Linked DNA regions of Mus musculus: region 2 is linked to region 1. Evidence: chromatin loops called from intact Hi-C (ENCODE). Cell type or tissue: left cerebral cortex. All regions are shown on one strand. Links, peaks and the distances in the headings refer to the core of each region. The heading gives the core; the rest is flanking DNA. Region 1 has its middle 30 kb from the start of Gm38403. Region 2 has its middle 28 kb from the start of Ifngas1.

Region 1 (16,377 bases), core at 4,022-12,021:
TGCACCATGCCTGACTGGATGCAGCCATGCTCCTGCCTTGATGACAATGGATTGAATCTCTGAACCTGTAAGCCATCCCCAATTAAATGTTGTCCTTATAAGAGTTGCCTTGGTTGTGGTATCTGTTCATAACAATAAAACCCCAAGACACGTGTGTATTCTATTGCATTCTGTTCATTCTTTTCCTCTCGAGAATGCTAATACAACGGTAGACCCAATACTTCTCTCCCCATTCAATTAACTTGTGCAGGATAAACATTAATTTTTCTGAGATACTGTTTACTATCTGTCATTCTTATGGCTCCAAATCTCTGTTTTTCTCCTCTTTTTCTCTTTTTCTTGTCTTCCTTCCTTCCTTTCTTCCTTCCCTCCCTCCCTCCCTTCCTTCCTCTCTTCCTTCCTCCCTCCCTTCCTTCCTTCCTTCCTTTCAATAGGAACTCATGTAAACCAGGCTGGCCTCAGACTCACCACACAGCTAAAGATGGCCTTGTTTTTCTCATTCTCCTGCTTCTGCCTCCAACCTCAGTTGCATCATGCTGTGCCTGATTTGTTCGGTGCTGGCAATTGAGCCCACGGTTTCATACATGTTGGACAAGCCCGCCACTGTGTGAGCTATTCTGACCCTTTTTATACTTTTTAAATTAAACTTAGAACCTTTTACATAGTAGGAAAGCACTCAACCACTGAACTACATATCTCCAGCACAAACATTCCTATACTTTTAATGGCTCCATTTCAGGGTCTGATGACGTAGCAAAACAGAAACAAAAGCAACAGCCTCAGCAGGCGGGCCTCAGCCTTGAAATTCTCCTGCTTCAGCCTCGGAAGTGTGGAAATCAGGCCCCCCTAGAGCAGTGGTTCTCAACCGTCCATAGTTTCTAATGCTGTGACCCTTGAATACAATTCTTCATGTTCTGGTGACACCCTCCTCTAATAAAAGCCTAAACTCTTCTGGCATTAGATATTCAATCTACCGTCTCATTCATGTTCTCTGATACTCCACAGGACAGATATACTAAGTGATCTACTCAGAAACCTCAAGTCTATCATACTGTCAACTCTCTACCTTACTCATCCTGCCTGTGACTTATTGACGATCCATCCATTCCCTCTAACTCCTGATTCTTTGGAAAAATATCCATGATGCCCACAGGGAGTGCAGAAGTAAGATAAGCACAGCTCCTATCAGAAGGATCTTTAAACTCAGGCTTGTTGAACGCCATGCCTGGATATGTGGCGTCGTGATGACCACACATGACTTCCCCCACAAGAGAGTGACTTCTTTGATATAAGATACAAAGCCCTGGGAGGGTTTAGCTTGCTCAAGTTTCTCTCTGTGAGAAAATAACAGGCACACAACTTTAAACTGCTTCCGAATCCCACTCACCTTTCTGACCTAAACTCAATGTGTGGTTCTTCATTGAGTTGTTCCCAAACTCTGCAGTCTACATTGGCAAAGTCCTTATTCTTCTGCGCTTCCTGACACTAATTCTGTGCTAGGCTTCTCCGCTCCTTGTCACATTTTGTCTTCTGGTTGTACCAGCAGCACTAAGTGCTTCACCTTGCCTCCTGTGGGATATCATGGTAGAACGATGGTCTATGTGCCTTATACTCACCTTGAGCACCTAATCCCAGAGGAAGCTAAAAAATGAAAACGAATGTGTGTATGCATAAATGAACATAATGACTAGTGGATTTTCAGGCTACTTAAAGTTACATGGATAACCAGCAAGCTTCACCAGAGGCCCCCGCAGCCGTACCAAAGATACTGTGTTCTTGTTCCTTATAGTCATAAAGATATGTTCTATGATGATGGCAATACATAGATCCTACCTCTCCAATCCCTCAAAAGAAAGCCTTAGGATGAATAAGTAGTCAGAGGGCCCCATTCTGCCCAATAGGTCTTAGGTTACGTAAATGGTTCCCAAGAAAATCTCTAAAGGGAACATGATGCATTCTGTCAGCTATAAAATATTCTCGGTGAAAAAGAAACTGTCTTCACTACCCTCCGGGCGGAAGGGCCTTCAATAGGAGCCTGCTGCTGGAAGAGAGGCCAACAGCTAGCTAACATTTTCCCACCAACTAAAGTTTAGAAATGGACAGCACTTGTCAGTGTGCATCAGATCCTCTTTGCCCTGCTCCTGGGTCTGACAATGCTGCTGCTGCTGTGTGTGTGTGTGTGTGTGTGTGTGTCTGTGTGTCTGTGTGTCTGTGTGTCTGTGTGTCTGTGTGTGTATGTGTCTGAGTGTGTGTGTCTCTGTGTGTGTGTGTCTGTGTGTGTGTGTCTGTGTGTGTGTGTCTGTGTGTGTGTGTGTCTGTGTGTATGTGTCTGAGTGTGTGTGTCTCTGTGTGTGTGTGTGTCTGTGTGTGTGTGTCTGTGTGTGTGTGTCTGTGTATGTGTGTGTGTGTGTATGTCTGTGTGTGTGTGTCTGAGTGTGTGTGTCTCTGTGTGTGTGTGTCTGTGTGTGTGTGTCTGTGTATGTGTGTGTGTGTATGTCTGTGTGTGTGTGTGTCTGAGTGTGTGTGTCTGTGTGTGTGTCTGTGTGTGTGTCTGAGTGTGTGTGTCTGAGTGTGTGTGTCTGTGTGTGTGTGTGTCTGTGTGTGTGTGTCTGTGTGTGTGTCTGTGTATGTGTGTGTGTGTGTGTGTGTCTGAGTGTGTGTGTCTGAGTGTGTGTGTCTGTGTGTGTGTCTGTGTGTGTGTCTGTGTGTGTGTGTCTGTGTGTGTGTGTCTGAGTGTGTGTGTCTGAGTGTGTGTGTCTGTGTGTGTGTCTGAGTGTGTGTGTCTGTGTGTGTGTGTCTGTGTGTGTGTGTCTGAGTGTGTGTGTCTGAGTGTGTGTGTCTGTGTGTGTGTCTGTGTGTGTGTGTCTGTGTGTGTGTGTCTGTGTGTGTGTGTCTGTGTGTGTGTGTGTGTGTCTGTGTGTGTGTGTCTGTGTGTGTGTGTGTGTGTCTGTGTGTGTGTGTCTGTGTGTGTGTCTGTATATGTGTGTGTGTGTGTGTGTGTCTGAGTGTGTGTGTCTGAGTGTGTGTGTCTGTGTGTGTGTCTGTGTGTGTGTGTCTGTGTGTGTGTCTGAGTGTGTGTGTCTGAGTGTGTGTGTCTGTGTGTGTGTGTGTGTGTCTGTGTGTGTGTGTCTGTGTGTGTGTGTCTGTGTGTGTGTGTCTGTGTGTGTGTGTCTGAGTGTGTGTGTCTGTGTGTGTGTGTCTGTGTGTGTGTGTGTCTGAGTGTGTGTGTCTGTGTGTGTGTGTCTGTGTGTGTGTGTCTGTGTGTGTGTGTGTCTGTGTGTGTGTCTCCTGCCTCCGCCATCTTGGTTCCTTAACCCTCTCGCCTGGGAGCCGGGCATAGTGATTTGCTTCATAGTTCCTACGCTCGCTGTCCTCCCCATTCTTGGGACTTCAGATGAAGTTCCAGAACAAGCAACATTTTGCTCAGCATAAGTAATAAGATGATCTTTGCAGTGGGTGTCAAAAGAAAAGCCATCAGACTGTGCCTACGCAAAGAAAGGCCAGATGATAAACAAGTTTGCTTTGGTTCAGTGAGTGCCTCCGAGCACCTGCTAAGGCGCCTCGCACTCACTGGAGGCTACGAATACAGAGGAAGATGCAATTCTGTCTCTGAGCTGAAGGCGCTTATTATCTCGCCTGCTGAGGACTCAGACACCTTGGCGTGTGATCACTACTCTGGGCTGTGAGTGCAGAAAGCAGGAGAATGAGAGGTAGGGCAGCCACTCCACCTCAGGGTAAGGAAGAAGGTACAGGCGAAAATGGCCATATTGTCATCTTACAGTATAAATGGACCTATAGAAAATGAAGTCACAGTTTCAGGGAAATAGTTCCCAGCGGCTCAAAGGTAGGTTCCACAGCCCAGATAAAGCCAAGGCACTGTGATAGTTAATTATATTGATAAATTAATATTTTACTATGTGTGTATATATAACTGTGCACTCATGTGTGCATAGCACGCATAAGGAAGTCATAAGACAACTTACAGAAGTCAGTTCTTTCCTTCTACCACATGGGTCTGAGTGATCAAGTTCAAGTCATCGGGCCCAGCTGCAAGTGCCTTTGCCTGCCACGCCATCTCACCAGCTTCAGAGTTACTTGTTTTAATCCCATGAAACAGGCAATGCTCAGAGCTCTGCACGTAGATCCTGACATCCGAGGTTATTTTAACTTGCTTGAAGTCAGGTGCTTATCCCTCGGCCATTTGGCTGGATAACTATGATTAGGAGCAGCCTGAGTGTTCTGGGCGATGCTTAGCCTCTGCCCATAGCCAGTGCTGTCCACAGTTTATCTCAGCAGGACAAGGGAACACTCCCGAATTTGTCAAGATTGCCTCTGGTTGAGAAGCACAGAGTGGGAGAATGAACACAATCATATCAGAATTTTTTTTTTAGAGCTGATAATAAGTTCCTGTGCAAGGCCTGTCTAATAGCCAGGGTCCTGTCATCATTAGCATAGTTAAGTCTTTCCTTAGGCCATGGCTACTTGAGATGCAACAACAACTGTTGAGAAGTCCTTCCCATTTCACCTCCAGCTTTTCTCACTCAGCCTAGAAAAGTAACCCAACTTCTAGCTGGACTTTCAAAATAAGCCACCCTTGTGCTCAGTAACAAACTGTCAGGGAATTAGATATGGGCATTCCCCAAGACTGTCGTTAAAGGAATGAAGTGTGCCCTCTATCCATTCTTTCTTTTTAATACCACTTGATGTGGGAATATGTTTGCTGGGGCTCCAGCACCTACAGTTGACTAAGTGGCAGGAAATCAAACCACAGGTGACAGTATAAATGGATGGGAAAGAGAAACGGAAGCTGTGGGAAGCCTTGTGGCCCTCTACCTACCAGCCACCGTGGGGGTCCACTTTCTCACGGCTGTCATCAGTCTTTGCTCCCTCAGACTCACCTGGTGTTGACCAGCATCATCACCCAAAGCAGACATTCATGTCATCCTAAAGGTGGCATTGGGAGGTGGCTTAGGAAGTTCAGACAGTTTTTCTACAGGGATCTTTGTAGGAAATCCCGTCCCCACCTCTTCTCTTCCATGAGGGCACAAGAGTCTTGTTCTCCTAACAATGAGCCTCCCACTGCCTTTCCCTCCAACACTGCAGTCAGCTCTCAGTGCTACTGTTCCAAACTAGTTCCTAGACTCTGATGTGTCTTTGTATTTTTCAGACACATAAAAGTAAAAAAAAAAAAAAGAAAGAAAGAAAGAAAGAAAGAAAGAAAGAAAGAAAGAAAGACAAAAAATGAGCATGGGGACCCCAATGGAGGACTTAGGGGAAGGACTGAAGGAGCTGAAGGGGTTTGCAGCCCCATAGGAAGAACAATATCAACCAACCAGACCACCCAGAGCTCCCAGGGACTAAACCACCAACCAAAGAATAAACATGGAGAAACCATGGCTCCAGCCGCATATGTAGCAGAGGACTGCCTTATCTGGTATCAATGGGAGGAGAGGCCCTTGGTCCTAAGGAGGTCTGATGCACCGGTGTAGGAGAATGCTAGGGTGTGGAGGTGGGAGTGGGTGGGTGGGAGTGGGAGCACTCTCATAGAAGCAGGAGGAGGGGGGATGGGATAGGGGGGTGTGGAGGGGAAACTGGGAAGGGGGATAACATTTAAAATGTAAATAAAAATATCCAATAAGAAAATGAAGTGAGAGTGCCTATTATTGGCAGAATTTAGGTGAGAGGGGGCAATATAACTTTATGTATTTATGGTATAAAGGTGACATATTGCTGTCTTCTTAACAGCCATTTACTAATTGCTACAGAATTGAAAAGTGCCTGCACGTTTCTGCCCTTCTACCTACTTCTAAGTAAAGTTGATACTATGCACAGGAATATGTATTGCGTTTTTCTCAAGAAAGGAAATATTTCCTATAAAATGAATAGCTGAAGGTATCTGAGGTCCGTAAAGATCGTGTTGACATTAAAATGATAGGACTTGGGTCTAGGAAGATGACAGTGTGTCTGCCACAGCCTGGCACCCTGGTTTGCATCCCCTGCCCTCAGGTAAAAAGCCAATCATCTTGACCCAGGTCCTATTGGGTCCAAGCCAATCGTCTTGATCCCAGCCCTGAGGAGGTGGAGGCAGGAGGACCCTGGAGCTCACTAGTCACCCAGTCTAGACAAACTGTTGCCTCTAGGTTCAGTGAAAGACCATGCTTCAAAGCCGTAAGGTGGGGAGAAATTGAGGAAGACACCTAATGTCAACCTCTGGTCTTCACATACCCACAAAGACACGTGTGCACATGTGCACACATACACACATGCAGAACAATGTGAGATACAATAATGTACATTTTTTTTTAGGATAGGATGAAATTGCCTGGAACAAGATGCAAAAGAAAAGAAAAGGAAGGAGAACTAAAGATGGAGTCCTGGAACTTCCCAGGACTCGAGAACTGGGAAGATGAGGAGAATCTGGTCACACAAAAGAAGCAGCCATTGTCAGTGAAGTCAGCACAGAGCAGGGACACTGACTTCTCAGCATCCAGGACAAAAAAGACTCTCCAGCAGGTGATAGTGACACCCCCAACATGCCAAACGCTGCTAAGAGCTGCGCAGGGTGAAGGCCACATGCAAATCTCAGCAGCACAGCAATAGCCAAGTGTCGACTGATAGACACCCTCACTTGCCTTCAGTGGGCTCAAGAAAGAATGAAGGTTATAGAGCACAGAGAGCCAATGCAGGTAACCAGACATTTTTTTTTCCCCACAAGGAAAATGTTTCAGTTGGTTAACTGGGAGCCTTTGTTGAGTACAAGACGTTGTAGCCTATTTTTAGAAGGGAAAAAAATATGTTACAGCAGAGAACAAAAATAGGTGGTCCGAGGCAGGGTCATCTCATAGACAGGTGAACCTCAGACAGGAGCCAGGAGAACAAGCGTACCTGCTCCCGCTGAACGGAAGCCAGGACGCATGGCACCGATGAAAGTGTGCCATCACACTTGGTTGGTGAACATGGAAGAAATTCTCCTCTGATTGCTTTGGTCAACATCCAGCTGAATTGCAGTTGAATAAGCAAACTCAGCTGAAACCAGAGGAACTGCAAAGTCTAAATCCTCAGCCCACAGACACAAGAGCTGCATGCTTATGTTAAGCGACTGAATGTTGGATGGTGCGTTAACGTGTTATTACCATAGCAATAGACAACTGATGCGAGGAATGGTCCAAATTTCACGGAGTCTATAGCACTGCCTCGTTTCAAGAGCACGGAGCACATGTTACATAATATGTACCGTTTCCTTAACCATTTGCCTGCCTCTTTCTGACTGCTGCTGCCAGAAACAGAGCTACAAGAGAGAGCTGACTACACATGCCTCTGCGTGCACACATGGATGTGAATTATGGATCCCTGCAAGTAGACTCTCTAGGTCTCTGTGTAACTGGGATATGAATAAATATGAGGACACTGACTTCTATGAAGGAGAGAGCCAGAATCCATATTTACATGCTTGCCAACAATTTATTTCCACTCAACTTTATGCTTTTGGCATTTTCTTTGACTGGTGTGTCAATGTTTTCTATGGAATCTTCTGCACCTGAGATTCTCTCTTCTACCACTTGTATTCTATTGGTGATGCTTGCATCTCTGACTCCTGATCTGTAAGGTTTAAGGTTTTCTAACTCCAGGGTTGTCTCCCTTTGTGGTTTCTTTATTGTTCCTATTTCCATTTTTAGATCGTGGATGGTTTTGTTCATTTCCTTTGCCTGTTTGATTGGGTTTTCCTGTAATTCTTTAAGGGATTTTGTGTTTCCTCTTTAGGGGCTTCTAGCTGTTTACCTGTGTTCTCCTGTATTTCTTTATGGGAGTTATTTATGTCCTTCTTAAAGTCCTCTATCATCATCATCATAAGAAGTGATTTTAAATCCAAATCTTGCTTTTCCAGTGTGATGGTGTATCCAAGACTTGCTATGGTGGGAGAATGGGGTTCTGATGATGCCAAGTAACCTTGGTTTCTGTTGCTTATGTTCTTATGCTTGCCTCCCGCCATCTGGTTATCTCTATTGCTACCTGTCCTCGCTATATCTGACTGGAACCTGTCCTTCCTGTGATCCTGGTTGTGTCAGAACTCCTCAGATTCCAGCTGTCTCTGTGACCCTGTGATTCTGGAATCCTGAGATCCTGGGTGTCTCACAGCTCCTGGAAGTCAAGCTGCCTCTGGGACCCTGAGATTCTGTTGTGGCCAAGGTCCTAGGATCCTGGGATCCTGGGAGTGTTAGAGCGCCTGGGAGTGGAGCTTCTTCTGGGTGTTGTGGGACTGGCTATGGAGTTTGTGCCCAAGGTCTGCTCAGGGCACCTGCCCAGACTGGAAGGAACTTGTGCCACTGGTCAGGCAGAGTTCCTGGGTGCTGGTTCCAATTACTCCCGGTGTTGGGGCAGATGTTGTGTGCTCCTCACGACATGTTAGAGCACCTGGGAGCAGAGCTTCCTCTGGGTGTTGTGGGACTGGCTGCGGAGCTCATACCTAAGGTCTGCTCAACGCATGGGTCCAGACCAGAAGGAACCTGTGCCACTGGTCAGGCGCAGTGCCTGGATGCCTGGGTCCCGCTGGCCCAAGTTACTTCCGGTGTTGGGGCAGAGGTTGTATTCTCCTCCTCCACTCTACTTTATGTCAAGTTTCCTTCTTGGCTAATATAGTAAAGAAAAAATGTAAATGAATGTATATGTCATTTTCTACCCATTTTAGTCCAACACTCTAGAATGCACTTACCAATCCGTCTGGTCCCGGGGATGCTCAGAATCTGTTTCAGACTTATCAGCCCTGCCTCAATGGGCACAGAGACCTTTTTGCTTCATGCTCTCTCCCAGTGGTTCTATATCATCAATAACTTCCTTAGCCTCTCACTAAATGTCAGCCATCTATAGGGAACATATCTCAAGACAGGTGGGAAGGTTGACCCCATGTTTTCAGAGGGATGCTCATATATGGAAATGGGGGGGGGGGGTTGGGAGGAGTGGGGAGAAGAAGAAAATTAAAGACAGAACACTGGGACAGATGGGAGTCACTTTCTTTGATCTTTACCATGGTTGGTCATTTGAGTCTCTCAAGAAATCTTAAGTTAACCACAATTTACTGATTTTTTTAAACTTCACACATAAGTATGTATTTATATCATTCCCCCCTCTCACTACTTCCCCCAACTCTCTTCATGCCATCCCCCTCCCCAGCTCCCTCTCAGATAGATAGATAGATAGATAGATAGATAGATAGATAGATAGATATAGTGTCTTTAATTGTTATTGTTACACATAAATATTATACATATACATACACACATATATAGGCATATATGTGTGTGTGTATATATATATATATATATATATATATATATATATATTCTAGTCAATTAAGCATTTCTTGTATGTATATGTTTTTAGGACTGACCACTTAGAATTGATCATCCTTGGAGAAGAGAGCTTCTTTCCCTCTTAGAGCAGTCATTAATCTTCTGTAACTCTTTATCTAGGGGTGGGACCCTGCGAGACCCTGCTCTCAGCTATGCTGGCATGAGAGCAGGTAGGGCCATTCGTTGTTCAGTTCTTGTTGAGACAACCACAGTTCACTTTGAATTTGAAACACTTTAGGACAGTCAGTGTGACACATGTACTAGCAGACATTTTCACCTGTTCGTTGCTCAGTTGCTCTAAGTAGGTTTACTTTCTCACAGGCCTGGGAGCTGCACCAGTATAAAGCAGTTTGAAGTCATGATGACAACGGGAAAAATATTAAGCAGGGAAGGGTCTAGTTGCGCGGAGTGGGGTGATACAATTCCTGAGGGTAGGTCTGGGCCTTTAAACCTTTTAATTATCATAATACCATATCAGGCATGTATGCGGGATATTTACGTAACTCTTTAATGTGCTGTACACTTTTAAGATGTGAAATGAGAACAGGAGTCCATCTCTGGGTAAGGGTCAGATTTGACATCCACCCAGGGGTAGAATCTCCTCCATCTTCTAATTTTACCCAAGCTCCTGATCTTTACTGCTTTGCACTCAGAGGGCAATTAGCTTCAATGGTGCTTGCTGATATTTAAGCATTTTTCTTTGGTGGGCCTAGCTAAACTGCATTTGAAATAATAACCCTCTCTGAAGATAATAGGTCTCTGGGGGAAAAAACAATGTGAGTGCCTGAAGAGAACTGAGATGGGGTCCCACCAAGGACAAAGTACAGAAGTCTTTTATCTTCCCAGTTAAATGGCTCGAGAGAGTGAACCTTCTTGTAACTGATATGATTTCCTGGATGGCTCAAGAAAATGCAACGTCTTTAAGCTCTGAGTTGAAATTCTTAAATAAAGCACCAAGTTGAAAAGACATACTTAAATTGAGCTGTTCATTGTCTTCATTTCTATGGCATTCCCACTTAACGTGCCTCCCCCCGCCTTCTGTGCATAATGAACCTTAGTTATGAGGGAAGGAGGCTGGCAGGGGAGACAACTGGGCCATTCAGGACTTCTAGTGGGTTCATCAGATAATCACAAAACATCGGTGCCATTGAGAGGGCTGGAAAGAAAGACAGAGGGACAGGGCCACGGGCGCAGAGGCTAGGCGGGGATTCGGCAGCAGCCCTTTTTGAACAATTCATTCAAACAATTGTTTTCTTCTTTCTGGGAAACAACCAGTTATTTGAGTCAATTTTGAAACAAATGGTTGTTTTGACTTCAGGCTCTCTTCCCCAAGGCTAAACTGAAGTTTGAATTTGGCTACAGCTATGTTCAATTCACTACTAAATTGACATCTGGTTAGAGAGACACACAGCTGCCAATTCTATTCCAGAGGCAGATAATCAGTGTTGGCTCACTCTGTGGCCTTCACGGGAGCAGGAGGATGTATCTCAGCAGACTCCCCCCGAGTGGAGGCACTGTAAAGGCCAGGTACGCCAGTGCTTGCTTCTAATCCCAGCACGCGAGAGGCAGACGCTGGACCATCAGAAGGTCAAGTTCTCAGCTGCACTGTGATTTGGAGGCCTATCTCAACACCACCACTGCCAAAAAAAAAGGGGGGGAGGGGGTATGGTGGCTTCAGAGGTGGGTGGGTTGATGGTAAGTGCTTGCTTCAGAAACATGAGGGCCTGAGTTGAGATTCCCCACACACCACATAATAGCTTATGCCTCGTTCTGCATACACCTTAGCACCAGTGATGGGGGTGGAGACAGAAGGATCACTGGGTCTTGTTGGCTACTGGGCTACCCAAATAAACTTGAATTACAGGTTTGAGAAAAGACTGACTCAATCTCTTAACACACACATACTCTCTCTCTCTTCTCTCTCAATCTCTCATATATATATATATATATATATATATATATATATATTTTTATATATATATATATATAAAATCTCTCTCTTGATGATATATATATCAGCCAGAGGCCAGGGTATAGCTCAGTGTTAGAATACTTTTTTAGTTTGCTTAATGTCCATATTTAAATATTCAAAAACATATATAATACACATAGACACACATACACAGAAGTACACACGTACCAAAAGCGTGGAAAAATAGTGTATAGTAGATAAAAATATATTGCTCCAAGCAGCCAGTAATCTTTGAGTTTGGTTACTTTATTTTCCTCTCTCTCTCTCTCTCTCTCTCTCTCTCTCTCTCTCTCTCTCTCTCTGTGTGTGTGTGGGGGGGGGGAAGGGGGAGGGAGGGAGAGAGGGGGAGGGGGAGAGGGAGGGAGAGAGGGAGAGGGAAAGAAAGGAGAGGGAGAGAGAGAGGGAGAGGGAGGGGAGAGGGAGAGGGAGAGGGAGAGAGAGAGAATACATTGCCCTAAAAGTAACTGATTCTCACCCATTTTTTCTGTTCATATTGGCCATGCTTCCACACCTGAATTAAGGAGTTTCATGTTGATACTCTGCCTTTCTTATTTATATATCTACCTCCCACTGCACTATTCTTTTGTTTATCACAAAAGTATATAACAGGAGACTTTATCTCTCTCTCTCTCTCTCTCTCTCTCTCTCTCTCTCTGTGTGTGTGTGTGTGTGTGTGTGTGTGTGTGTGTGTGAGAGGGGGGAGGGGGAGGGGAGGGGGATGGGGAGGGGGAGGGAGGGAGGGAGGGGGAGACAATGTCTTCACAGCTGTGGCTAAGCTCTGTGGGGACTGGGGGCTGCCCAACAGGCTCTTCCAGGTATCTATAAGTATTTATCCTCTCTCAGTTTCAAGGCATATCTGGGCTCTTGGTTGATCTTTTATGCATTCATTGTCACTTAGCATTCATGGTTTTCATCTCCTAAGCAGCAGAGAAGACTTCTCTGCAGGGTGATTTTTATAGCTGTCCATAAAGGGACCTCTAGTGACAACAAGCTTGACAGCCACAAGAGGTCTGTGATGACTGAGGCCAGTGCAGAGAGACAGAGGTTACAAGGCAGAGAGCTACGGCTCACCTCCGCTCAGTTGCACTAATGGCTCTCATGCCACATGGAGCACTTGGAGACTTTGAAGAGGTGAAGTGGTTTCCATGGTAATGGAAAAGCCTCAGCAGGACCCCAGCCTCTTGGAGTTGGTCATCCATCCGCTGGCTACCAGTGAGTGCGCTTACCTCCAGCCAGCCTTAGCAAGCCGGTGACTCTGGAAAGCATGAATTGGCCTCTGGAGTGCTTTGTGCATGCCATTCATCCTTCTCAATGGTTCCTCCCCAGAAAGGAGCTCTGCTTGTTATTCATGGGCTTCGATTTAATGGCAGTGCTTTGTGTATGCTGTTCCTAACAGCAAGATTTCACACATGCATACACTCCAGCAGTGTGTCGTGCATTTTCTCTTGTTGAGGGTCTGAAGTACTGGGTGAAAGGGCAGGTGCATCCAGAAGACATAAATCATCCAATTAGCATAGTTGTATGTTGAGGGACGGTCAACATCTTTATGTCTTCATCTATTAAAAAACCTGGCAACTCATTGCCCTGTCAACTTGGCAGAGAATGCTCTTCCCCTTTAAGATGAGTTAAAGACACACTCCTCAAATTTCTTTGTAAAGTGTAAACTGTACGTAAATGTCATCTTTATTGTTGCTCTCCCTTTGCAGAGCTGGTCACTCTACACTCTACCATAGAGTGATAATTATGCTGTAGGAGGCTTTGATTGTCCCTTGTGACAACTGACCAAGGAATAACAGACTTAGAGCAATCTAGATTCCACATAACTGTCATTCTTTGGAGATTCTTTGCATCATCCAACCAAACACTACCTGATTGGTTGACACTAGCCATTAATCTAGCAAAACTCAAGCAGAAGAAGTTAAGAGGGGCCTCTTTCCAGAAGTTAAAGGACAGGCCGTTTCACATCATCACTGGTATTCCACCACCTTACACACAGACCTTTATCATTACCATCCAATTCACAATAACATGGGTTGTCATTGAGGACGTTACACTCATCACAGAAGCCAGACACAGAAGGATGGGTACTGGACTAATAAGAAGCTTCCAGAACTGTCAGGAAACCGGAATGGTTTGCCTTGTGTTGCTATGATAAACACCCCAACCTAAAGCAACGTAGCGAGAAAAGGATTTTCTCTCTTAAGTGTGGGAGTCCATCTTTGTACTCTATTTGGGAAACTCAAGGCAGTCGCTTGAAGCAGAGACTGGAGGAACTCTGTTCACGGGTTTGCTTACTGTGGTATTCACCTGCTTGTGAATGGCCAGGGACAGAAAGTCATCACCGGCATCTCGTCACACACACACACACACACACACACACACACACACACACACACAATGCAATGAAGGTCTTCGTGCAATTGTGCATCAGAGCGCCCCCACTAGGCTTCCCAATAGTGGAGCCATACATCTTTCCTTCCTGCTAGGTTCAGTGATGCAGATAATGAAATAGAGCGGCCAGGTGGTTATTCATATCCTCCCATAGCAAAGTGATGCCTGCGGTGTCCTTCAAACCCATGCAGGAAAAAGACACCGTCTCCAAAGGAGGCACCCCGTGAGCTGCTCTGGTGCGCTGAGCCAAAGGGGTTTAAATCAAGGTCGGATGCAACTCTCATGAGGAGGAATGCTAAGGCAGCGAGTATCGGACAATGAAGCAAGCCATGCCTCTGATGGTCTCTTTCCTTTTCTGTGCTCTTTAAAGCAATTGTTGTAACAGAAGGACTTCGTGTACTCTGCAGTGCCCACTGCCTTCCAACAAAACTAACATTTCCCTCCAGGCTCTGCTAACTCTTTGCCATGACTCTTGGCCTCTCAGCCATCTGCAGTTGTTGAATAACATGCTTCAAGATTGTCGGGGTCCTAGGAGTTTCAGCAAAACCATAGGCATTTCTGTAAGGTGTTTCAATTTGTGCTGATTAACAATGCGTTTCCTTTCCAGTGTATCCTCGGCTAGAGAAATTGCCAGTAAAATCTCTTCAGACCTGCTGGGCCAATCACACACCAATTCATAATAAAGGTAGTCAATGACTTAGTGGCTCTTCTCTGAGATGGCCACCACCAAGAGTTTTAAACATTTAAGGTGAAAGTTAATTGAGCAAACTAGCTGGTTGACAGACTTTGAATCTTTAAATAAGGAGCCAGACTTCGCCTGCATCAGTCAGCTGGGATCACCATAATGAAGTTCCATGAATTGTACAGCTTGACAGAAACAGCAGGGGAGGAGGGAAGAGGTGGGAAAGTTCTAGTATCTCTTCCTCCTCCTTCTCTCTTCCTCCTCCTCCTCTTCCTCCTCCTCCTCCTTCTCTCTTCCTCCTCTTCCTCCTCCTCTTCCTCCTCCTCTTCCTCCTCTTCCTCCTCTTCCTCCTCCTCCTCTTCCCCTTCCCCCTCCTCCTCTTCCTCCTCCTCCTCTTCTTTCTCTCCCTCCTTCTCTCCTCCTCCTCCTTCTCCTCCCCTCCTCCTCCTCCTCCTTCTCCTCCTCCTCTTCCTCCTCCTCCTCCTCCTCCTCCTTCTCCTCCTCCTCTTCCTCCTCCTCCTCCTCTTCCTCCTCCTCCTCCTCCTCTTCCTCCTCCTCCTCCTCCCCCTCCTCCTCCCCCTCCTCCTCCTCCTCCTTCTCCTCCTCCTCCTCCTCCTCCTCCTCCTCCTCCTCCTCCTCTGCTTTAATTGTCTAATTGACACTGCCATTCTGTAGGGCTTAGTTCTGGTACACAGGAGTTAAAACATGATTAGTTTCAATTCAAACAACAGAATCAAAATTCTGTGAGAGTTTTTTTCACTATCTCCCGAACCAAAGTTATAAATGAATCTCATGCTTAACATCCAGGCAGAAAGTGGAGGTCTACCTTAGCACAGATAAAAATAAAATTGGCACTAACATCTTATGGGACTTACATTCTCCAGAGAACATCTGCCATTATTCCCAGCCTTCCTCAAATGGAACAAAAAGCATAATATTCAGCAAAACTTAAGGAGACAAAAGGAAAGGAAAGACTTACGTTAGGGAATAGTGAAAGGCTAAGTCTGTCTTTTGTTCCCTACCACTACATTGAAGAATCTTAAAGGGCTGGGTATGGCGCTGGCAAGGAAGGTTCACAGAGGCAACAGCTATGTGGGTGTAGCACCAATATTCTAAGCACAAACAATATTTGGAGCTTAGAAAAATAATGTTACATATTTACATAGTAGTACATATCTTACATGAGTAGATGATATGTAACATCCTATATATGTACTTCATGATATTTTTTTTCAGGTGTTTATATAGTAATACATATCTCATATAAATAGATGATATGTAACATCCTATGTATATGCACAACAATAGTTTTTGTCAAGAAGAAAACTCAGAAAAACAGTGGGAAGATCAACTGTGGCTGTAGCTATAAGTAAGTATTTAGCAGAACAGATTAAATGTAAGCATGGTAAGAAAGTCTAAGAGGTGAGAGACCGGAGGGATAATATTATTTCCTACCTGCCCAGGGTCTTCCTCCAAGTCCCTCGCAGAAGCCAATAGAGTGACTGCACTTAGGGCTTTGCTTGTCTTTCCCATTGATTGACATAGAGATGTACAGATATGAATGGCTGCTCAGTGTAGGAGAGCAGAGACAGAGAATGAACACTGTGGTGTCCAAAGCCAAGGTTCTAAGGTTCCACTCTGACCAGGGAAAGGATTCACAGCCTAAACACACTGCCCTCAAAATCAGGGGAGAAGTTCACAGGTATTTTCTAGGGTGCAGACAAAACAAACAAGCAAGCAAACAAACAAAACAAAACAAAACAAAACAAACAAACAAACAAAAACCACACTCTTCAAGCAAATAAGAGACCTTTGAGACAGATACACAGGGTCTTTGCAGAGTGACTTCAAGAAGCTGAGAAGGGTAAAGGGAGACCGTGGCAGTAAAAAAAGACAAAAGAAGAATATCTGTGGTAGATTAAGGATCCAACCTATAAGAAAGCATAATTCAATTGGTTGGGACACAATTTCCCATTCCAAGCCAT
Region 2 (16,377 bases), core at 4,175-12,174, 370 kb before region 1:
AACACTGCTTGTGGCAAGACCAGTCTGGACAAATTGTTTTATACTCTGCTGATGTGAAAACCACATATGTGGAGTTCTCTCTGTCTCTGTCTCTGTCTCTGTCTCTGTCTCTGTCTCTGTCTCTGTCTCTGTCTCTGTCTCTCTCTCTCTCTCTCTCTCTCTCTCTCTCTGTGTGTGTGTGTGTACTCAAAACTGCTAGTTATAAGGCACAGGAGATAGTCTATGAAAAATAACTAAACTCAAGGGTCTTACAGCAGATTATCTTATTCTGTCCTGGTGATGGAATTTGGGGAAATGCATCTTGCTCATCCTGGGAGGAGATGAGAGCAAAGCTTCCTTCACTTTGGGGCAGTGAGATGGTCTTGGGGCAGTGAGATGGCCTTGCTCCCAAACCTCACTCAGCCTCTCAGGTCACAGGCAAACTGAAAATAACCATGAATTTTGTTCCTGGAGAATTTCATAATGGACTTATGAAATATGAATTTTTTATAATGACATTTTTATAATGACAAACCAATATGTGATGTGTTCTGACTCTTCTCAGCTCCCGTCTGCCATGGTCTCTTTCCCATCCTGTCAGCCTCCTTCTTGCCCGCCATTGTTGTCACACACCTGTGACCTTTGTTTTGTGACTTATTTTTTGAACAACATTTTGATATTCCTAGATATAGACGCCCCTGATGTCTAGGGCCTGTGGCCTGTACCTTGCCCTTGGTGGGAGGTGAGGTGCTGCAGAGTCAATGACACAGACTCTGGGAACAGGTGAGAAGCACTGCTACAGCAAGCTCATCTGAGCACTGCTGCAAGTGCCTTTCATACCCTCCACGCATGTCCCATTGGTTCCAAGAAAGCATCTCTTCTAAACAGCAGTTTCCAATTGGCTGGCATTGTCTGCACCAGTAATCTTGGTTCTCTCAGCCAGTCCTCAATTAGGTCCTCCAGCAGAAGATGCTTTTGTGGCTGTGTGGCTCCCACCAAAATTTACATAGAGGTGGCCCTGCGTTCCTGCTACAGGGCCAGTTCTCCCAGCTAACGTATAAAGCAGCCCTGAAAACACTAACACTCACTTGTGAGATGGCGTTTTCCAGGGGATGCGTCTCAGGTCAAAGTAGACATGCATGTGACAGGTCAGTGACATGTGTGCTTAGGCTAAGGAAGAATCCTTAGTTAAAATCATGGCATCCTCTCTCTCAGGTCCCAACAATGCCACAGCCCTTCCACTTCCATCTGTCCTTTTCCTGTCTCTCTGTCTCACTTCTCTTACTCTTTGTGTTCCTGCTGAGATCTGAAAGGTGGCATGCTACTTTCAATAGTTGTACATGGGGGCCAAGGAATAGTTTTTCATGTCAACAATGCAAAATACTTCTTAAATTGCACAAATGTCTATTGCATATACCATGTATGGAGTATGATATTCACTGTGAAATAATTTATGCTGGGTAAACACTGAACACTCAAAATTGAATATAGTCTTTTTTGACATTTTTTTTTGAAGGGGAGTGAGCCTGGCTGTGTCGCCAAGGATAGTCTTGAACTCATCATCTTAAATAGTCCTTCTTAATAGTGGGGACTCTGGGTATACACATCCAGCTATTTATAAGTTAATGCTACAGTAAGATTTACTAAATACTTAAAATCGTGTTAAAATTCATCTCTTTCATATGCGTATGAATGTTTTGATTGCATGTATGTGTGTGCCCTCCATGCATGCCTGGTGGCCATGAAAGCAAGAAGAAAGCATTGGTCTCCTTAGAACTGGAGTTATAGAGAGTAGTGGGCTTTCATATGGGTACTGAAAACCAAACCTGGATCCTCTGCAAGAGCAGGAGGTTCTCTTAACCACTGAGCCATCTCCTCAAATTCAGCCTTTAAAAACAATTTTGATAAGAGGGATGGAGGGATATCTCAGTAGTTGTACTGGCTGATTTTGTGTGTCAACTTGACACAAGCTGGAATTATCACAGAGAAAGGAGCTTCAGTTGAGGAAATGCCTCCATGAGATCCAGCTGTAAGGCATTTTCTCAATTATTGATCAAGGGAGGAGGACCCATTGGGGGTGGTGCCATCCCTGGGCTGGTAGTCCTGGGTTCTATAAGAAAGCAAGCTGAGCAAGCTAGGGGAAGCAAGCCAGTAAGTAACATCTCTCCATGGCTTCTGCATCAGCTCCTGCTTCCTGACCTGCTTGAGTTCCAGTCCTGACTTCCTTTGGTGATGAACAGCAATGTGGAAGTGTGAGCTGAATAAGCACCCCACCCCCCACTTGCTTCTTGTCATGATGTTTTGTGCAGGAGTAGAAACCCTGACTAAGACCATGGTTAAGAGCAAATAGTGGGGTTTTTTTCAGTTTTGTTCTTTGCTTTCTTGTTCTTGTTTTTTAATTTTTGGGAAATGGGTCTGGCTGTGTTGCCAAGGGTAGTCTCAAACTCATGATCTTAAGCAGTTCTTCTTCATAGTGGGGACTATAGCCATTTATATCTAGCTATTTATTTTTAAGTTAATAATACATTGAGATTTACTAAATAGTGCAAATACCCATTGTTTTAGAGCTCCATTTACTAAATAAAAAGTTCCAGATTTACTAAGTACTCTAAACAGCCACATTCTTCATCTCATGGCTATTTCTAGGGGAATCTGACACCTCTGATCTCTGTGGGCACCTGACCTCATGTGCATATACCCACACAAAGACAGGTACACATATGCAGAGTTAAAAATAACAAAAAAATTAAAAATTAATTTGATTGGAAAAAATCCATTTAGTAACTATAAAATATATTATTTATATGCTAGACAATTTTAAGCATATATGAAGAAAGCTTTGAATCTATAAAAACATTTTAGGTAATTTCCCACTTACTTTATGTTTCAATGAAATTATTTTTTATTCTTTATATATTGCATGCAGGTGTGGTGTGTGCATGTGGATCATGTTACATGTGCATAGGCACACTAATGTGTGTGGGTATGGCTACACATGTGTCCACTTGCTATGGGAGGCTTGGGGTTAACATTGTGTGTGGTCTTTAGTCATTACCCATCATATTTATTGAAGCAAATTCTCCTGTTGAACCTAGAGCTTGCTGATTCTGGCTATCCTAACTAATCAGCTTGCCTCAGAGATTTCCTGTCTCAGCCTCCAGAGTATTAACAAGTATTACAGATGACCAGGGAGCCTGACTGGCTTTTCTATGAGTACCAGGGATCTGAACCCAGGACCTCACGTTTGCATGAAAATCACTTTATTCAGAGTATATTCCATCCTTCAGCTTAAAATTCAATTTTTATGTTTTTAATTAAGCAACATTTTACTTTGAGTTTCAGATAATTTTATATGAATATAATTAGAAATTTTAATAATTTAATATAATAAACTTGGAGTGATGGATATTTTATTTTATACCCAGCTAAACATCACTTGATTGTCACCAAAACATGCAGACATTCCTGCGATACTATCATTCACTGTATTCAGTTTCATTTCATACTCTGCCATTTGGTAATCTAAAAGCCATGGCTTTACCTATACATATTCACTTTGTAGACTCTGAAAGTATATTCAACAGTGGAGGAAAATGCACATTTAATTCAATAGTTTGAATAGTTTCAATAGTTTGTTAACTTGGATTTCTAGCCTAGGTGTAGACATCACTTCATCTTTTCCTTCTGGGGTCTTCTAAATGTTAAGGATCAAGCCTGATGATGAACAATGGAACTTGGTTAAATTCAAACAGATTGTTAGACTCTCTGGGAGTGTGTAATACTTATATTTTGAGGTGTGATCTCAAAGAAAAATTGAATTAAGACATATAATCATAAAAATTAAGTAGTTTCAGCAATTTTGTGAGTTAGTCATCAGGGAAGAGAGGAAAGCTGGGTATTTCTGAAGAGACATGTGTGCTTATAAGAGTGTTGAGGAGAAAGCACAGAGAAATATTTGATATCTCATTTTCAAGCCCGTTGGGGAAACAGAAATAGGATGGAGCTATTTATATATTTCAAGATAGAATATGTACAAGGGTGTATACCCCTCAAGTAAGGTGCTCTGATTGTCAAACTCTATGCCACAAAATTCTAAGAGCTAAATACATACAGAAAATATAGTCTAAAGGCAAGCCCCTACCCCCAAACCAAACCAACAAACCAACCAACCAAACAAACAAACAAACAACAATGTCCCAAATGCTGTTGGGACAGCAGGCATAATATATATGTAGAATGAACTGGAAATGGTCTCCAATGAGTAATTACATAGATTACATTGACAGATAAAAACTCACCATACAGGCCCATGCTGCTCATGGAACATTTGATAAAAATCGGTTGTTGAAGTGACTTAAGAACATAGGAGTGAAAAATAAACCTTGTGTATTCTAGGCCATTATTTCTGGTCATATTCAACAAAGTTGAAAACAGCATTTAAACAGTGACCCCCAAATCTTAAGTACTTGAAAATAAACAAACTCCTGCAGAACATTTATACTAGAGAAGAAATCAGAAGTAAGATTAAAATATTTCTATGTGTTTCTATTGTTTTGTAAGGAACATGGCAGTGTTTCCCGAGAAGCAGAAGCCAGAGAGACATTAGCATAAGAAGAAATTACTGGAAGTAATGGCCAACTGCTTAGGGAAGCAAGTGTGAGTCTCTAAACAGTGGGGTGGGTTTGCCAGCTGTAAACTGGGTGGAAGCAGGAAGGTTGGATAGAAGAGCATCTGGAAACAGCAGCACAGATTTACCCTTGCTAGGACCAGTGTGGGTTACACAGCTAAGCAGGACCCCTGCTGCACTCATCATGACTGAGGACCCCACAGGCTGCTGTTCTTGGTGGGAACACCCTGGTGGACTGGAAGTGTGGTAATCTGAGTCATAAATCAACTACCTCTCTGCAATGGATTCTCTTGAAACAAAACTCAAACAGTGGAAAAAAATCATAAACACAATATTTAGCAGTAGGACACACACACACACACACACACACACTCACACTCACACACACACACACACCACACACACCCCACACACCCCAGAAAGAGAGAGGGAGAGGGGGTAGGGAGAGGGGGAGGGGGAAGGGGAGGGGGAGGGAGAAGGTGAGGGAGAGGGAGAGCCAGAGAACCAGAGAACCAGAGAATCAGAGAACCAGAGAACCAGAGAGAGCTGGATTGTGGTAGCCCATGTACATAGTCCCAGAGTAACTTCTAACTTGGAAGGCTGAATCAGGATATTTGCATTCTCTCTCTCTCTCTCTCTCTCTCTCTCTCTCTCTCTCTCTCTCTCTCTCTCTCTCTCCTCCCTCCCTCTCCCTTTCTCCCTCCCTCTTTCTGCCCCACTACCATCTCCTGTAGCTCAGTCTAGCCTCAACTTGTTACCTTGTTATCTAGCCAAGGATGTCCTAGAACTTTTGACCTTTTGGCCTTCTTGTCACCAGTTCTGGGGTCACAGGCATGGACAGTTCCTGTGTTGCTGGGGACAAAACTCAGGCCTTCATACACTCCTGGAAGTCTTTACTGGGCTACTTCCCTATCCAAGGAGAACGTTAACCTCGTGATTTTATGAGCTCCCAACTGGGCAGCAGAGTGATGACCCATCCCCTAAAACAGAAGTCCATTTAAAAAGTAAACAAAGGAGATCATAGGTCAAAAGGCTATCACAAAAGTTATACAGTCATCCTGTTTTCTGGCTAACTTTCCTGTAGTTCTGCTAGGACAAACATGAATGTACTATGTTCTAGTACTATCACTTCATAATATGCTGTGGAAACCACTGACTGTCAGTTCACAGGAGTAATTTTTTTTTATTCATTTATGCCCACATGGTACTGGTTGTGTTGATGGATTATAGTTTACTAAACATGTATCTAAATAAGGAACACAGGCATGACAGAGCAGAATCTAATGAGGTTGGTTACTCCATTACGTAAGAAGCGAATTGAGAGGTGGGACTGGACAAATTGAGAGGAAGGGACTGGAGTTTCTCAGGATGTACAACACCTCATTCCATGATTTTGACTTTCAAAGAATACTAAAAATTTATATCACCCCAGTTGGGAAAATGGACTTCAAAATAGAAACATAGTCGTAGTCATTTCAAATCCATAACAAAGCTATAATGAAAGAGAAAAATCAATGATTTTTTAAAAAAAAATATAGTGTGTGCACTCTAGATTGTCATGATGGTGATAAAAAGGACTAAAAACAGATATGCATTCTAATTGGGTTTTTGTTTTGTGGGGTTTTCTGGGTGGTGTTTTACTTGTAATGATATGAGCTAGTAAATCTAGAACATTCTAAATTATGCAAATGAGTTCAAAGCAGGTAAATAGTTTTATTTTGGATAAAAGAGCCACAAGTCTAGGTAAAAGAATGACAGAGAGACCCAGAATAAGACTACAAATTCTTGAATTTTAGGATGGGTGATAGGAATATGGGAAGATAATAACTTGATAGATATTTATCTAAATAGATTGATACTTAGTTACACATACACACACACACATGGAAACATAGTTGCTGTATTCATAGATAGGTGTAGATAGAGATATATGTGGATATCTCTCAATCCCCATCACCACACCTAACCTCTTTGGCCCAGAAGCAAACACACCCAACATTAATTACAGCACCAAGTTTTAGTTCCAAAATTACTGTTCTGAATTATGAGGAATTTGGACTTCTGGAGATAATACAGTTATTTAGAGCTGACTTCATATCTGACAAATGAAATACAGGTGAGCAAGAAAAGTTGAATGAGATTGAAAGCTGAGACACACCACACGGGTAGAGGAGCCAACCCAGAAGAGCAGACTGCTGGATGTGGAGCGAGGATGCTCCCACTGAACACCTATATCCAGGAGAAACTCTTTTTTCCTGACATCTAATTAGTTACTTGTCTCATCCTGTGAAAAATAACCTAATAAAAGCAGGTTAAGGAAGCCAGGGTTTCCTGTGGCTCATAAATAGATCCATCATGGCGGGGAGGTCCAGGCAGCAGAGTCTGGAGACAGCTGGTAACAAAATATCCACAGCTGGGAACCAGAGGGTGATAAACGCTGGCACCCAGCCTGATTTCTGTATTTACCCAGTCCGGAGCCCCCAAACTTGGAATGATGTTGTCTAGAGTTAAGGCAAGTCTTCTCACCCCCTTTAACTCAATCTAGATAACTCCTCACAGGCATGCTCAGAGCCTAGTCTAATCTAGGTATCTGATAATCCTTGAAGGTCTGGCTCTGGACTTGTCTCCTAGTAAATCCACATTTTGTCAAAGTGACAATAACATAAAACATCCCAGTATCTGTTTCTTCTCCAGCTTTCTGAGGCCATCTTACAATGGCAATGAGAACTGTTCCCTTAGGGTGCGGGTCTGTAGTGCTTTGCCTGAGTGTCTTAGTCAGTGTCTCTATTTCTGCGATGAAACACCGTGAACAAAAGCAAACTGAAGTGGAAGTTTCTGATTTATTTTAAAAAATCACTTGTGTTATGTGATTTTTTTTTTCTGGAAGCTGCTTCGTGAAATGTCATGTGCTAGTTTGGCTGAAAACAAGACACTGGAGAGGGCATATGATGTTTAGAAAGAATGTAAATAGCACCCCAAGGCATTGAGAGAAGGTTCTTTGTAGAGAGAAATGCACCAAAGAACTTCTTGGGGTATATTCCATTTGGTTCTGGCCACTTCCACTGACATCATGCAGAAACCTTGGGGGTTTTGCTGCATTATGCTACCACTGCTGATTCATGTTTGGTGTTTGCTATTGGACTGGACTTCTGGTATCCTGACAATGAAGAGTGGAAATACCACAATTACTAAACAGGTCCACAGCCCACCTTTCCCTATTAACCTTCTTTCTAACCTACCTCTGGTCAGTGGGCTAGAAGAGAGCAATAAAAAAAAAAAACAATAAAATAGGTTTAGAAAAATTAAAGCCTACAGCAAATTATAGAAGAAAGGGTTTTTTCAGCTTACACATCCACATTACCATTCACCAGCAAAGGAAGTCAGGGCAGGAACTCAAACAGGGCTGGAACCTGGCGACAGGAGCCGATGCAGAGGCTGTGGAGGGACGCTGCTTACTGGCTTATACCTCACGGCTTGCTCAGCTTGCTTTCCTATAGAACTCAGGACCACCAGCCCAGGGCTGGCCCCACCCACAATGGGCTGGGCTCTCCCTCATTCATCACTAATTAAGAAAATACCCCACTGCTGGATCTTAGGTAAGCCTTTACTTAACTGAGACTCCTTCCTCTCTGATGACTCTAGCTTGTGTCAAGTTGATCCAAAAGCAGCCAGTAGACTGGGCCTTGCCTATGGGAGCTTGGGATCCTCTGGTCTTTAACACTTGGATAATTAATGGACTGTTTTAGCGTTGTCTCTGGCAGTAGAGATTTCTCAGGAACACAGTAAGCTAATCTGCTTGCCTCCAGCAAGTTCCGTCAGTAGCCAATGATACTCTGGAATCTTCCCTAAGCGTAGCTTCCTGTGTCCTCCCAGATTTGTCTTCCGTGTCTCTTTCTTTTGACTTAATTAGAAGGGCTTGGGAGACACGAGAAAGAACATGCTTGAATGAGGTGGATGCTGAGTTTGCCATAGTGCCGGATCACTTTATTGATCTGTGAGTAAAGTCTTCCAGAGATTTGGATTTCTAGTCTTTCACTTCTTAGATGCTTGATTTTAGTGCTTTTCCCCCCCTTTCTTTCCAAGTCTGATTGCAAGCCAGCCAATTTTTGCATGAAGTCATTGTTGCTCATTTAGTATCTTGCTAAAAGTGGCATGAAAAGCCACTCTTCGTGAATGCTGTTCCCAACTCCTTCTCCTTAATGCCACATACTCAGGAGACACGTGGCTTGTGGAAGTAAAGACGGGCTCTTTTGCTAAACATGTTCCCTCCGTGGAACATGGATTTCCATTGGTTTTTCCAGCACGTGTTAGCTGTTTCCTCACTGCCTATAAATAATCTCTAAGCTAATCTAACTTTTAAAAATCTCTAGTAATGCTTTGCTCAAATTCAGCTTTCTGTTTTGCTGATGACACTGCCAAATGCTGTACCTCACGAGTACTCTCCTGAGAGTCCCTCCTAACACTGAGGCCCAGGAAATGCCCTGGCTGGGAAGCCATTTCCCTCTACAGAGTGATTCCTGATCTTAGACTCCTTCCGTCTACGGTCTCCAGAACCTTGATGGTCCCTCTTCCAAACAGCAAATGGGAGAAGAGAGCAAGAAATTTATCAGTGATGCATGCCACTCAACTCCTCCCCTGCTGCCTGTGCCCTGGACTATTCGATGCCTGACCCTACCTGCCCTTGTTGCCCTTGGGTTTGAAGGTGAGGTGGATCGGAATCGATGACACAGACTCTGGGAGCAGGTGAGAAACACTGCAGCGAGCTCTTCTGAACACTGCTGCAAGCTCCTTTAATACCCTCCACCCATGCTCCATTGGTCCCAAGAAGCATCTCTTCGAAACAGCAGTTCCTGATTGGCTGGCATAGTCCGCTCCTGCGATCTTTGGTCTTTCAGGAAGTCTTCAATTAGGTCCTCCTCCAGGAGATGTCATTTTGGCTGCACGGTCTCCAGCAGAGGCTGCCTCGAGGTTCCTCCTATGCCATCCCATTAGTGGGAAGGCATCACATACTCCCTAGTAGCTTCTGTAAGTGGAAACGCCACTTGCATGTAGATAGATAGTTTTCTCTGCTTTTGTTTTTGTTTGTTTGTTTTGTTTTGTTTTTTAACCTACCGTAAAGGCTGCGTTACCCTTTGGCCAAACACTGCTTATCACCTGTGTAAAACCTGACACACTGAGTTCATTCTTATTATTTGTCATCTTAGCCTATTTTAGTGAGAAATGTTAGCTACTTTTCTCACTGCTAAGACAAAACAGAAGCTATTTTGAGGGGAAAGAGTTTATTTCACTCACAGATTAAGGCTTCAGGCCATCATGACCAGGAAGTCACCTACCTGCACAGAAACAGGAAGCAGTATGTCACATTGTATCTGAGGCCAGGAAGCAGAGCGAGGCGTGACTCCTCTGCACACTTCCTCCTTTGTCTTCAGCCTGGGATTCCATCCTCTGGGATGGCACTGTCCACATTCAGGCTGTGTGTCCCTCTCCATTTAAGCCTTCCTGGAAACACCTTCATAGACACACTCAGCTTTGTGTTCCCATGGTGATTCGACATCCCATCAAGCTGTCGATAAAGACTAGCTATCACATGAAGTCAAATCTGAAAGAGGAAAAAGAAATCAGCATTTAGTTTTTTTTTTAATTTTTGAGATTATAACATAATTAATCCATTCACTCCTTCCCTTTATTTCCTCCAAATCCTCCCATATATGGTTTTCTTTCAAACTCATGACCTCTTTTTAATTTTTGTTTTAAATATACATACATATATATGCACACATACTATATACATTATATATAAATACACTCATACACACGTTCGCACACACTCTGCTCAGTCTGTACAATGTGACTTGTATGTACACTTGCAGGGCTGACGCTTGATACTGGATAAGCAACTGTGTTCCTCCCTAGGAAGACTATTTCTCTTGCTGTCAGTACTCCTTAGTTGCCTACGGTTCTTTGTGTAACACTGAGGCATCTTGAGCTTTCTCCTTCCATGTGAGCATGTCTACTGGTGACATTCATGTTCAGGTCATCTACCCAGGGCTAGTGAAGTTGTGGATCTTGGAGGAGAGCCTCAAACTGACCCTTCATTAAACTAGCACAAGTCCTAAGTGTAGTCTAAATATTTGTCCTTATACCCACAGGTGAGTGTAGTTCTCAGAGCTCACCAAGGAAACTTTTTTGCAACAAATGGAGACTATAACAGAAAACCACAACCAATCAAAGACTGAGTCTAATGGCATCTGATACATCTGTAGCGAGACTACTGCACCCAAGGCTACAGGATCATTGTGGAAATTGGAGAGGGATATTATTATAGCTAGAGGAACAGGATGTTTTCTGTGAGCCTGTATCTCCTAGAAATTCAGAAGCTACACACCAGTCTCCCCAATAGGGCGCCTAAACATCAGTGTTCCCTCTGTTAAACTTCACCATGGCAACAGCATCTCTATAAACACAGCAGTGATTTAGGGAATATATTTTATTAACTGACATGTGGTGATGGATGATAAAAAACGATGCGGTGGCTTGCAGGCTTCCTCTGGTTCATTGTGCTAGTCTGTGGTGCCTTTTCAGAACACTTTGTTCTCTGTGGTCTCGAGGTTAATAAAACGGCATGAAATTTATTTCCACAGACAAACAGCAGAACCCCATGTGGGTGAGTGGACAAGGTATGTTCTGGATGCACGGTGTCCATTACAAACATGCTGATTCCTTACCATCAGCACCTTCAAATGTGATCTTACGTGGAAGTGCGGTCCTTATAGATGTGTATGTTGAGGTGAGGCCGTTCAGGCACACCATCATCTAAAATGACTGGAGTCCTCATAGGAAATGATGACAGACACACGGGGAAAGGGTCAGGGTAGACAGAAGCAGAGGCCACAGCAATACAACAGTGGGCTGGCGCTCATCTGTGAGGGCCACCAGCAGAATCTCAACGGTAACACACTGATGTCCATTAACCATGATTTTGGACTGCCAGCTCCAAAAGTTCAAAGGCAGATTTCTGTGTTTCTGTTTGTTTAAGCCATCCAGCGAGGCCCTTGGCTACTTAGGCTGGAGAAAGCAATCCAAAGAGCACAGACTGAAGGCAGAGCAGGTGTGGGGATCATTGAGACCTCCCACAACTGACATCTGTGGTGGAGACACAGATGTGACAGGACAGTTTACCTCTCTGAGCTTCTCAAATACAAAATAGGAGAGGATAATTGGGATTTTTAAGGACTCTTAGGAGTATTAAAAATAAAACCTTTAGCCTACATCCTGACAAAGTATAAATGCTGAGCTATTACAAACCTATTGTGACTGTTTTGGTGTTTTGAGTGGCATGGGGGTATTTTAGGTATTACTGCATCTTTGGATGAGAGGAGGCATTTCTAACCTCCCCAGGTTCTCAATAGTCTACCACTTAGTGACAGTGATGACTTCATGCTCCCACTATTTAGCTTTGGAGTCCAAAAAGGAAAGACTTGCAACGAGAAAGATCAGATGGTCTTACAATGCAGTTGACTCCTTGTTTGGAGAAGTACTCGCTGAGGACTCTGTGTGGCCCACTGTGGGGATTCGACAGGCGATAAATCACGTGCAAACTGATGACAGGAAGGATCTAGTGACGAGAGTCCTGAGGGCAACGAAGTAAACATGCTCAGGGTAAACATGGTACCTGTAGTCACAACCCCTGCCCAGAGCCAGGGCAAGCTTCCTAAAGATGTTCCCTCGCTGAGTCCCCATGGGCAGGTGCCAATCACCGAGCCTGAACAGCTGAAAGATGGAGACAGTGCAAGCCCCAGGCAAAGCCTTCCTCTGGGCCAGCTTCCTCGTGAGTTGCCACGGGAGTGGTTCTGTCTGTTCTCGTGTATTGTATGACGTAATTACCTCAGACTTGGAAACTTTATGTTATCAAAAGCAACTGAGTGTTCCTTTGTTATCTAACTACTCATTCTGGGCTTCTATTTGCTCAAAAAGAAAAGTGCTCTGACCACCAATTTCAGTTGAAAAGAAACCATAATTCTGCACAGTACAATCAAAACCATAGTTGGCTCTTTTTGTCTCTGCTAGGTCGTTTGCTGTGAACTTTTTTATGCTGATGGAGTGGGAGTTTAAACTGGTACAGATACTTTGGAAACAAGTATATAAGGTTCTCAAATGGTTAAAAATATGAGCCAACCACTCCAGTATGCCTATGCCCAAAGGATTCTATATCCAATCATAGACAGAGTAGCACATCCATGTTCATTGCTGTTCCTTGACAATAACAAGGCAATGAAATCAGCCTGGATGTCCATCAATAGACAAACATGTGATAACGAACATGTGATAATGAACATGTGATAATGAACATGTGATCCACATGCACTGGAATTTTATTCACCTGAAAATAAAACTGAAATTGTGAAATTAGAAGGAAAGTGAATAGAACTGGAAAATGTTTTGCTAAGTCGGGTAACTCAGACTTGGAAGATGAGTGTCGTAGAATAGGAGAATCAGCTAAACATCTGACTGGGTTTGCTTCTCTGACGCATACAGAACTAAAGAACGACCACCCCACAGAACCAAACTAATGCAAAGACTAAGGGAAAATTAAACAGACCAATGGGTGAATTACAGATAGCCAATAAATGCATTTAAAAAGTCTAGCATACTTAGTCTTCAGAGGAATGCAAATCACAAGCACAGGGAAATAGGGCCATTTGGGGAGAGTAAGAGGATCAGTGAGGCAGAGGTGAAACAGGAGAAAGCGATGCCTAAAACCCATGTCTATACAAGAAATGCATAACAATAAAAATTTTAAAAGACAGAGACTAGTTGGAGTTTTGGAGCAAGCGTCAACAATACTGCACCCATTTTTCCTGTGAACATTCTAGTTTCTTTACATCATCAAACGTCTACATCATCCATCAACCCCCGAGCACCCTAACCCATCCAGTCTGAAGGTCTTTTACAACATATTTAGACACCAATTTTAACAAATCTTATTGTTATTGTTAACCTTGATGCTGAAAAATACTTCAATGAATACTCTTCATTCATCAAAGTATGTTTTCATTCAAAATAACTCTATGGTGAAAGATAATAAAAACTCCACTCTGAAAACAGAAAACTGTATTCTCTCTCTCTGGTGAAGAGATTCAAGGGTTGATATGGAACATCTATATAGTTGAAGGTGTGTTTTTTGCTTTAGGATTTGATCACACTTGTAAGACCACAAAGATGTTTAATAAATAATTTGCCCGTTTTTTAATTGGGATATGCACTAATTGAAAGCAGGGCTTTTAAACATCAACCCAAAGCTAATTGTCATTGTTTAATTTATAATATGTCTGAAGCATAGATAGTATACTCACATAGAAGAAAGCAATCAATGGCAGTTTTTCTACAATATTCGAAAAAATAAACAAGGCAAATTGACTTCAAGTTAAAATTTCATCTACTTCATGGTTTGAATATGCTTGGCCCAAGGAGTAGCACTATTAAGAGGTGTGGCCTTTTTGGAGAAAGTGTCACTGTGGGTGTGGGATTTAAGACCCTCTCTAGTCCTAGCTGCCTGGTAGCCAGTATTCTGCTGGCAGCCTTCAGATAAGATGTAGAACTCTCAGCTTCTCCTGAACCATGCCTGCCTGGATGCTGCCATGTTCCCACTTTGATGATAATGGACTGAACCTCTGAACCTGCAAGCCAGCCCCAATGAAATGTTGTCCTTATAAGAGTTGCCTTGGTCATGGTGTCTGTTCACAGCAGTAAAACCCTAAGACAACTTAATGTCAAATTACCTGATTATGTTCAGTGAGCAAAAAAATTTAAAAGACAAATTTGTGGTCTGCTAATAATTTACAGATATTTGTAATGTTAAAACATATGACATCAAGTATAATACATTAAAGAAATATATGTGTGAAGCTTTTTATTATATTTAAATTAATTATTTTGTTAATTTACATCCCAAATGTTGCCCCCCTCTCGTCCCCCTCCCAGAGTTCTTCACCTTATCCCACCCCCTTCACTTCTGAGAAGGTGCTCCCCTCCCTCCCAGGCATCCCCCTTCCCTGGGGCATCAAGTCTCTACAGGATTAGGCTCACCCTCTCCCACTGAGGCCAGACAAGGCAGGACTTTGCTACATCTATAGTTTGGCAGCAGCACTATGTGGTGCTGCTAGAACAAGAACCTTTGTATAGGTTTAAGGATCCACAATAGTTCTCCCAAGCATCACCTACTTTGTGCTCCTCAGAATCCCGAGTCTCCTCTGGCATGCCATTCACTAGAAAACATTATAAGAATTTCATTCCGTGCTTGTTTTTTTCTTCTTCTTGAGATGGTGAGCAGGTAGAGGGGAGGACCTGCATCCTACTAATTGCTTCTTCCCTGAAACACGCATTAGCATGGTGCTTACTAAACTCTCAGCTGATAGCGAAATCGACGGGACTGGTAGTCAAAGACTATATGTATATGTACATGTATATGTAGTTGTATATGTATAGGATGTATATATGTGTGTATATATGTGTATACATGCATGTTTATGTATATGTATATGTGTGTATATGTATATGTATGTATATACGTATATATGTGTATATGTATATATATGTTTATATGTGTATACATGTATGTTTATATATGTATATATGTGTGTATATGGGTATATGTATGTGTATATGCGCATATGCATATATGTGTGTACATGTATATGTGTATATGTGTGTATGTGTGTGTATGTATATGTACGTGTATGTGTATATGTGTGTTTGTGTGTATATGTGTATGTGTATATATATATATATGTGTGTGTGTGTATGTGTGTGTGTGTGTGTGTGTGTGTGTGTGTGTGTGTGTGTGTGTGTATATATATATATATATATATATGCTGGCAGTTCAGACATAGGAAAGAACACTTGCAAGGGAGCTGGCTAGACTCAGGGATGAAAGGGTTCTCTTAAAGTTCTCGTATTTGGACCTAAGAATCCCAACCACTGTGTCACACCACTACCTATGGAATCTACCTCCAAGGAGCAAGTAGCTTTTTTTGTTTTGAATGACCGCCCAGCAGAGCTTGGGTCTTAAAGGGGCTCAGCCCATATGTGGTGAACGCCATGTCTTGGTGAATGTGCTGGATTATACAATGTTGGCAAACCAACTCCTGTTGAGGATTAGGGCTCTCTTGTCTGTAGCTCCCAACATCTGTTTTGGCTTTTATGTAGAATCCTGCTTCTCCGTATTGTTTTTATTTTGTGTTTTCCCCAGACTCATGGGTGGTGTTTGTCTAAGATGGCTTCCGACTCTAAGGTGTGAAAGGTCCCCCAGCATCTCCTAGTGAGTTTGCTGTTTTGTTTTACATAGTTAATTAATTAATTAATAACATGGCTTAACTGCCACTTTCCTTTATGGTTTTGCTTCTTTGGTTGGTTAGGTGGATTGTTAAGACCATCATGCTGGGAGAGCAAGTCCTCGGCCTCTTTTTCAGAACACTCTAACTTGTAGATTAATGCTCCCATCTCAGTTGATGTCTTTAGCAGGAAAAACAAGTAGACATCATAAAGCAAATAGGTGAGTGTTGGAGGGATCAGAAATTGAGAAACTAGAAAGATTCTTCACACTAGATGACAGCCGCACGGTCTCTTTAAACAAAATCTAAACTTAGCTACGTCTTGGCTTTCAGTTACCTTAAACATGCTCACTCTAATCTTTCAAATCTAGCCAGGTGTGATGGTGCACACCTTTAATCCGGGCACTTGGGAGGCAGAGGCTTGTGGATCTCTGAGTTAGA

What was found. A loop is a pair of places that touch in the nucleus more often than their neighbours do. Peaks named below come from ENCODE experiments on the same cell type or tissue, not always from the same donor. Only the 100,000 strongest peaks of a DNase experiment are listed, where the experiment ranks them.
Region 2: it touches region 1 in a loop (2.8-fold over the local background); 3 of 42 quality-filtered maps call a loop at or near these places.

Annotation. Positions count from the first base shown.
Region 1 is chr10:118,949,376-118,965,752 of GRCm38, forward strand. No RefSeq gene overlaps it. Among named protein-coding and RNA genes, the nearest start is that of Gm38403, 30 kb to the left of the region's middle. In left cerebral cortex, for the core only: no CTCF peak of the experiment used is centred there; a DNase peak (open chromatin) is centred at 7,146; H3K27ac peaks cover 942 bases.
Region 2 is chr10:118,575,996-118,592,372 of GRCm38, forward strand. No RefSeq gene overlaps it. Among named protein-coding and RNA genes, the nearest start is that of Ifngas1, 28 kb to the left of the region's middle. In left cerebral cortex, for the core only: no CTCF peak of the experiment used is centred there; DNase peaks (open chromatin) are centred at 7,528 and 8,759.